Linked DNA regions of Homo sapiens: region 2 is linked to region 1. A link is an interaction called in ENCODE POLR2A ChIA-PET data of the cell type or tissue named here. Cell type or tissue: OCI-LY7. All regions are shown on one strand. Links, peaks and the distances in the headings refer to the core of each region. The heading gives the core; the rest is flanking DNA. Region 1 overlaps LOC107986053 (a long non-coding RNA gene). Region 2 overlaps TBL1XR1 (TBL1X/Y related 1).

Region 1 (4,393 bases), core at 119-4,118:
AACCACTCCCTGCACAGCCTTCTCTGTGAGATCCCTGCCAAGTTCCATGAGGAGACAGGCCAGGTCTCTCGTACTCACGTCTTATTCACAGAGCCTGGTTCTGGGTTTATGCACAATTAACATCGCTAAATAATGGATAAATGATATTGGTATTTCTCAGATCAGTTGCAAGATACTTTGCTAATGACTTGTTTCAAATGATAAAGGATTAAAGTTTGTAAACTGTCGACCAAAAAATAAAATAGCAGAATCAAGGTTGACTGGGAAATAGTGTCATACTTTACTCATTTGCCTTCTGATATGGTAACAAACAAGCAAAATATGTTGGTGGCTTAGCACAAAAGAGTTTATTTCTCACTTACACCAAGTCATCTGAGCAGGTCAGCAGGTCACCTGCCCTCCTTACAGTGTCTTGATACACAGGCGCCATTGTCCCAAGGCAAGAGTTCAGAAAAGAAACTGTAAGATCAGGTGGGGCTCCACTCCTCAGCCTGAAATGATATGTCAATGATGCACTGTTTCCTCTCAGAAGTTACTGGCCAGAATTAGTCACAACTAACTAAGCATGGGATCTGAGAAGTGCAGTCTTCCATGTGCCCTAGGATGAGAGGAGAACTAGACATGGGTAAGCCCTAATGGTGGCTTCTACAGAAAGAGAGAAATGGATATTTCGTAGGTGCTGGGATTATTCATAACATTAGAAAGGCCTATTGAAGTGTGTCACACATTGACCAGTGTTGCCTTCAGTGTAGGAGACAAAGAGAGAGGAGAGGGAGGGATAATTTAAAATGTGCAGGGAAAGCTGGGTGCAGTGGCTCACGCCTGGAATCCCAGCACTTCAGGAGGCCAAGATGGGTAGATCGCTTGAGGTCAGGAGTTCAAGACCAGCTTGGCCAACATGGTGAAACCCCATCTCGACTAAAAATACAAAAATTAGCCAGGCATTAGTGGCGTGTGCTTGTAATTCCAGCTATTTGGAAGGCTGAGTCAGGAGAATCGCTTGAACCCAGGAGGTAGAGGTTACAGTGAGCCGAGATCATGCCACTGCACTCCAGCCTGAACGACAGAGTGAGACTCTGTCTCAAAAAAGGAAAAAAAAAAAGAATTGCAGGGAAAAGTTGTTACCATACCACCTTTCTGCTCATGAGCTGGAGAATTTGTAGTTTGTCATACACACATACAGAATGAAGAAAATTACCTCATCATGTACAAACAAAACATTTTAGATGGGGTAAAGAGCCAAATATAAAAAGAAACCTATAAAGGTATTTTCTAACACAGAGAAAAGCATGATTATTAACCTTAGGCTAGGGAAGCCCATCTTAAGCAACACAAAGTATAAAACCTATAGGGAAAAAAAGAGTGATTTTTTTTTTTTTTTGAGATGGAGTCTCACTCTGTTGCCCAGGCTGGATGCAGTGGCGCCATCTTGGCTCACTGCAAGCTCCACCTCCCGGGTTCAAGTAATTCTCCCGCCTCAGCCTCCACAGTAGCTGGGATTACAGGTGCAGGCCACCATGCCCAGCTAATTTTTCTATTTTTAGTAGAGACAGGGTTTCACCATGTTGGTCAGGCTGGTCTTGAACTCCTGACCTCATGATCCGCCTGCCTCGGCCTCCGCAAGTGCTGGGATTACAGGCGTGAGCCACTGTGCCTGGCCTAAAAGAGTGATTTTTTCACTATATGAATATTAAAGCTTCTCTTTGACAGAAGACACCACGAAGTTGAAAGACAATTGATATACTGGGAGAATATATTTACAACTTGTTCAACACAAAAAAGAATTAATGTTCACAATACATAAGGAACCCTAAACATTAAAAAAGACCAAAAAAGGCAGGGCATGGTGGCTCACGCCTGTAATCCCAACATTTTGGGAGGTTGAGGCGGGCGGATCACTTGAGGTTGTGAGTTTGAGACCAGCCTGGCCAACATGGTGAAACCCCATCTCTACTAGAAATGCAAAAATTAGCCGGGCGTAGTTGTGGGTGCCTGTAATCCCAGCTATTTGGGAGGCTGAGGCAGGAGAATCGCTTGAATCCAGGAGGCAGAGGTTTCAGTGAGCCAAGATCGCGCCATTGCACTCCAGCCTGGGCGACAGTGCGAGACTCCATCTCAAAAAAAAAAAAAAAAAGAAAAGAAAAGAACAACAACAACAAAAAAACCCCAAAAATCAATGCTCTGCAGAGGAAATACCAAAGGCCAATTAGCTTACAAAGAGATTTTTTACCTCAGTAATAAGAAAAAAAAATTAAAACAGCGATGAGATAGATGGCAAAAATCAAAATGATTAATAGGAGTCTAAGAAACACTATACAGAATTATACCAGGCCCGGCATGGTGGCTCACACCTGTAATCCCAGCACTTTGGGAGGCCGAGGCAGGTGGATCACGAGGTCAGAAGTACGAGACCAGCCTGGCCAACATAGTGAAACCCAGTCTCTACTAAAAATACAAAAATTAGCCAGAGTGGTGGCGCACACCTATAGTCCCAGCTACTCGGGAGGCTGAGGCAGGGAGAATCGCTTGAACCCAGGAGGCGGAGGTTGCAGTGAGCCGAGATCGCGCCACTGTACTCCAGCCTGGGTGACAGAGCGGGACTCTTGTCTCAAAGAAAAAAAAAAAAATAGACCTTCCCTTACAGTGATGGTGAGAATATAGATGGCAGTGCCTCTTTCTGAGGGCTATTTGTCAGTGGTTCTTAAAATGCATATTCTCTTCAACCCAGCTCTAGCTTTTTATCTTACAGAAATTTGTATGTACACAAAAATGTACGGGCAGGATATTCATTGAAGCATCATTCATAGTAGGAAAAAATGAAAAACCAGCCTAAATGCTCAACAATAGTGGAGTGTGAACTAAATTATAGAGCATCTATGCCATAGACTCTTACACAAAGCAGTAAAAAAGAATGAGAGGAATGTAATTAAAATTTCAGGAAAAACAAAAACAAAACTCCGTGAGAAAAGGTGCGATGCTAATATTTTTAAATGTGCCATGATTTTGAGCATTTGGTAGATTGGAACAGGGAGAATTCATTGTATTCATTCTTTGACTATTACCAGTGTTGTCATATTGGAACAATAGAGCAGGAAATACATCACATTGTTTATCTCTGCAGTGAATAATATTTACATAGTCATGATAACTTAAGTGCTGTTTATTACTTTTCATCTTTTAGAATCAACCTATAGTCCAAACACAGTGGCTCATGCCTGTAATCTCAATACTTTGGGAGGCTGAGGCAGGCAGACCACTTGAGCTCAGGAGTTTGAGACCAGCCTGGGCAACACAGTGAGACCTCATCTCTACCAAAAATTTAAAAATAAAAATTAGTCTGGCATGATAGTGTGCGCCTGTAGTCCCAGCTACTCAGGAGGCCAAGGTGGAAGGATCGCTTGAGCCCAGGAGATTGAGGCTGCAGTGAGCCATGATTGCACCACTTCACTTTAGCCTGGGTGACAGAATGAGATCCTGTCTCAAAAAAAAAAAAAAAAAAAAGAAAAGAAAAAAAGACAAGAATCGACCTATAAAACATTAAATACTTAAGGTTTAAAAGATCCAAAATGTTGGCCGGGCACGGTGGCGGGCGCCTGTGATGCCAGCTACTCGGGAGGCTGAGGCAGGAGAATGGCGTGAACCCGGGAGGCGGAGCTTGCAGTGAGCCGAGATCACGCCACTGCACTGCAGTCTGGGCGACAGAGCAAGACCTCGTCTCAAAAAAAAGAAAAAATAAAAAAGATCCAAAATGTTACCAACAAAAATTGTTGGGGCTGGGCACGGTGACTCATGCCTGTAGTCCCAGCACTTTCACAGGCCGAGGCAGGCAGATCATCTGAGGTTGGGAGTTCGAGACCAGCCTGACCAACACAGCAAAACCCAGTCTCTACTAAAAATACAAAAATTAGCCAGGCGTAGTGGCGCGTGCCTGTAATCCCAGGTACTCGGGAGGTTTAAGCAGGAGAATCGCTTGAACTTGGGAGGCAGAAGTTGTGGTGAGCCAAGACTGCACCATTGCACTCCAGCCTGGGCAACAAGAGCGAAACTCCATCTCAAAAAAAAAAGAAAAAAAAAAAGAAGAAAAAAAGTGTTATCAACCATAACAATAATGCAGTAAAAGTAACACTGGCATAATGTAGTGGGCTAGGAAGCAAGATGGCTTTGTGTAAGGATGTGCCAGATATTGCTCACCAGGGAAGATACAGAAGGAGCAAATAAGTCAGAGTAGAACTCAGCTATCATTAATACATTTGTATGCCTTGACATTCTCCTTTATCTTTATTTGACATTGGAAGGAATAGTGCAGAAACTCAGAGGACATTAAGGTGTTTTTAGGGTTTAATTTTAATTTTTTTTTTTTTGAGATAGGGTCTCACTCTGTCAATAAGGCTGG
Region 2 (4,393 bases), core at 191-4,190, 55 kb after region 1:
GGTTTTTGTCATCTGCAGAATCCTTTTGGCTTGAAAACAGTGTAGAACTTGCTAGGGGAAACAAGGAATATACTCAAAATGTGGGTAAAAGATTCAAAGACCTTGGCCTGACCGTAGCAGTTAAACCTGAATTGGGGTGTTATTTGGGCTTGCCCACTTCTTCCTGATATTTATGTATTCTGCAGTCTCTTTAGACCCTTCATCATGTGTGTGTTTTTTTTTTTTTTTCCTAACTTGAACCCTTACGTTTACCTGATACTGGCATATGATTCTTGCCTGGCTTTTTTTCTGATTCATGGTCTTGCATACCCAGTCCATACATCTACTGCTGCCCTTCTCTTTGACTGTGGTTTTCCCTCAGAGGTCAAAGGATGTGTATACTCTGTGTCCTTTGTCTCTTTAAACCAGTTGCACAAGTGATTCTGTGGCCCAGATTGGTTCTTCCGACCTCCTCCTCTCCTGATCTGCTAGCATGGAATCTATCACAATCTAGCATGGGGACATCTTGTATTTTCCCGTGTTTTCTACTGTTGAGTGTAGGCTGGCAGAGGCGTTCTTTTTTTTTTTTTTTAAGACGGAGTCTGGCTCTGTCACTCAGGCTGGAGTGTGGTGGCATGCTCTTGGCTTACTGTAACCTCCACCTCCCGGGTTCAGGTGATTCTCATGCCTCAGCCTCCTGAGTAGCTGGGATTATAGGCGTGTGCCACCACACCTGGCTAATTTTTGTATTACTAGTAGAGATGGGGTTTCACCGTGTTGGCCAGGCTGGTCTGGAACACCTGGCCTCAAGCGATCCACCCACCGTGGCCTCCCAGAGTGCTGAGATTACACCTGCGCCAGTTCAGATTTTCATTTAATGACAATGAGTTGCGACAAGACAGAGTTGGAGAATAGAGGAGGTTCAGAGTTGGAAGAAATGGGAGTAGGTGATGGCAACACCGAGTTGTCAGAGTGAGCTGAGGCAACATCCTCTACTTCTAGCTCACTGATGAAAATATCCAGGATAGCGGGTCTGGGGTCCAGTGCCATGGGTCACGCCTCTAATCCTAGTACTTGGTGGTAGGCCGAGGTGGGTGGATCACCTGAGGTCAGGAGTTCAAGACCAGCCTGACCAACATGGTGAAACCCCCGTCTTTACTAAAAATACAAAAAACTAGCAGGGCGTGGTGGCCTGTAATCGTAGCTACTCCAGAGGCTGAGGCAGGAGAATCCCTTGAACCCAGGAGGCAGAGGTTGCAGGGAGCTGAGATCATGTCATTGCACTCCAGCCTGGGTGACAAGAGCAAATCTCCGTCTCAAAAAAAAAAAAATTCCAGGGTAATCTGAGATCTTGGTATTTAGAGACATTTGGTTGGGATGAGGGGTCTTGGTAGATTTGATTCTGTTATCATTTGGAACCTTCCAAAGTAGAGGATGACGCATTTGTTTTTGAGCTACTTTCTAGAAACCAGAATTTACTGTCAGAGAATATAGGATTTTCGGTTTTAAAACTTTGAACTTAAAATGATTGCAACAGTATTTTAGTGATATTCTAAAAAATATTTAAAAATAAAAGTTTAAAAAAGTCGTCAGCAGATTAAAAAAACTCCAAGGAGAGTAATATTTAAATGAGTAACATTTTTGTTTTCCTCTGAATGTTGTTAAAACAGACAAGGTACTATTAAATGGGGGGGGGGGGAATGAACGTATTTATGGGCTTTTCCCTTTTTTACCCTTTGTTTACTTGTCTGTAGATTAAAGTAGGTACTTTAATCTTTTGTATCTCTGGGCTCTGTTTCTTGTAGTGGGTATGCTTTTTTTTTTTTTTTTTTTTTTGAGACGGAGTCTTGCTCCGTCACCAGGCTGGAGTGCAGTGACACGATCTCAGCTCACTGCAACCCACGCCTCCCGGATTCAGGCAATTCTCCTGCCCCAGCCTCCCAAGTAGCTGGGATTACAGGCACGTGCCACCATGCCTGGCTAATTTTTTGTATTTTAGTAGAGATAGGGTTTCACCATGTTGGCCAGGATGGTCTCGATCTCCTGACCTCATGATTGCCTGCCTTGGCCTCCCAAAGTGCTGGGATTACAGGCATGAGCGACTGCACCCAGCCTGTAGTGGGTATGTTTTTTAATTTGTTGCTTCTCTACTTGGTTTGTTCCCTTTTTTGTGTCAGATATGCTGGTGAATCTAGCTGCCTCATTTTATCTAGCCTCATTTGCCTTTCTTGCGTTTTCTTCCAGATGATTCATGTGTATTTTGCTAGTAGATATATCGGTTGGTTGGCTCCTTTGTTCTGACAAATCAACATAGAAGTGACTTGTTACAAGTGAGAACTGGTAATGACAGGAACCATAACAGCATGCTAATGGTCTTTGATAAATATGGTGAATGCACATGGTAGAATTTAAAGGTCTTGGTTTGAAGCCCTCCCAAGAGTAGTTGCAACTTTGAGGTTGGGTTTAGGAATAACTTCTGCAACCTTTAGCTTCACTCCTGGGAGAAACTTTGGATACATTTTACCTGCCTCTCTTGAGCTTCAGTTCCCATATTTGCAAAATGCCATGACTTATCTCTTAAGAATTTAGTTAGAATAAAACAGATACCGTAAGTTAAAAGAATACTTGGTTGTGCTCCAGCGTGTGTCTGTATCCGGAATAGGCTCATATGTAATTGGTAAATACGAGAATTATGTCAGTACAACAAGGAGATTGCTCTGGTTCATACGTGATTTTCCCCAGCATATTCATGTTTTGCATCAGGTAACAATAGTCGAGCTCAAAGTACACTAAGAGCTGAATGAAACAAGCCATGGTGGCCACTTGTGAATTCTTCCTGTTGGCCTAGTTTGGCCATGTTTTTAGTCTTTGAAGTTTTTGGAGGGGGTTGTTGTGCGATTCTCCCCCATCTCTTCACAGCCCCAAGTATCTTTTTTTTTTTTTTTTTTTTTTTTGAGACGTAGTTTCGCTCTTGTTGCCCAGGCTGGAGTGCAATGGCGTGATCTTGGCTCACTGCAATTGCCACCTCCCGGCTTCAAGCAATTCTCTTGCCTCCGCCTCCCGAGTAGGTGGGATTACAGGCACCCGCCACCACACCCGGCTAATTTTTGTATTTTTAGTAGAACGGGGTTTCACCGTGTTAGCCAGGATGGTCTCGATCTCCTGATCTCAGGTGATCCACCAGCCTCGGCCTCCCAAAGTGCTGGGGTTACAGGCGTGAACCACTGCGCCTGACTGATAATCAGGTTATAAAAGAAAAGAAACCACAGCAGTTCCATGGGTGAAGAATATTTATACCCTACCCAGTTTGATCCTGGAACCTTTTCCACAACTTGTCTTAAAATATGGTCCCATCTCCTTTATTTTTCCAATAGATCGCTGGATTCCTGTATAATTAGGGCTTCTCCATGTTGGTCAAGCTGGTCTCGAACTCCTGACCTCAGGTGATCCGCCTGCCTGGGCATCCCAAAGTGCTGGAATTACCTGCTTAGTGTGCTTCCTTCACCTGAAAGTTGTATCTTTATTAGGAACTTAATATTAAACATTTTTATTTGTATTTTTATTCACATTGCCTTTGTTAATATTTTGGTTACAAAGTGGCATAGGGATGGTCTTCCTTTTTTTTTCTCATAAAGTGCTTGTTACTTTTAGCATGTGACTGTGTAAAGTCAAGTTTTCCGGGAATGCTTATATTGTTTTATAGAGTGCACAGAAGAAACATTTATACTTATTTTTAAAATCTGGTACTATATTAGATGCCCAGTAAATGTCATTTTCTTCTCTTTCCCCTTCCTTTAAGGGTTTTTGATCACACTCAGTATAAAGTTCAAACATCTTAGCCTATGAGGGTCCCTCCTCCCCAAACTCTGCTGTGCGATCTGGCCCCTGGCCACCTCACAAACCTTATCTTGTTTCACCTTGTTCACCGTGCCCAGCCATTCCAGCTCCACACCCACTGAACAAGCTTATTCCTGTCTCAGCGTCTTAATTACTTTGTTCTTTGCCTCATACTCTGCCCTGAGATTGTTATATAGCTGATTCTTTTATGTCATTCCCTCTCAGTTCCAATGCCAACACCTCAGAGAGGTTACACTGAAATTACTGCCCACCCGCGGCAGTTTTCAGCCATCAGACCCTTATTCTCCACGTTGCAGTTTTGTCTCTCTGAAGTAACTTTGATCATTGTTTTTTTTTTTAAACGTCCCTCCAGAATTTAAACTGCATGAGAACAGGGAGGGGCTCTATTTTATGTGTCATTCTGTCTGCAGCTACCTAGAACAGGACCTAGCAGGTTCGTAATAAATAGTTGAGTGGATTGTTGTCTTAGGTATGTTTTCATGATTAGCTGGTAGTCTTAAATTGGTTCATCCTTATAATTAGAGTACTGGAAATAATTTATTAAAAGGTTAGCATT

The links. Peaks named below come from ENCODE experiments on the same cell type or tissue, not always from the same donor. Only the 100,000 strongest peaks of a DNase experiment are listed, where the experiment ranks them.
Region 2: POLR2A ChIA-PET joins it to region 1 with 10 read pairs; 9 of 35 experiments call an interaction of 5 or more read pairs at or near these places.

What each region holds. Positions count from the first base shown.
Region 1 is chr3:177,233,025-177,237,417 of GRCh38, reverse strand. The region is part of intron 2 of LOC107986053 (a long non-coding RNA gene); the gene reads right to left. Among named protein-coding and RNA genes, the nearest start is that of TBL1XR1, 38 kb to the right of the region's middle. In OCI-LY7, for the core only: no CTCF peak of the experiment used is centred there; no DNase peak of the experiment used is centred there.
Region 2 is chr3:177,177,658-177,182,050 of GRCh38, reverse strand. All of the region lies in intron 1 of TBL1XR1 (TBL1X/Y related 1), which reads left to right. Among named protein-coding and RNA genes, the nearest start is that of TBL1XR1, 18 kb to the left of the region's middle. RefSeq lists a silencer at 276-570. In OCI-LY7, for the core only: no CTCF peak of the experiment used is centred there; a DNase peak (open chromatin) is centred at 2,230; H3K27ac peaks cover 1,017 bases.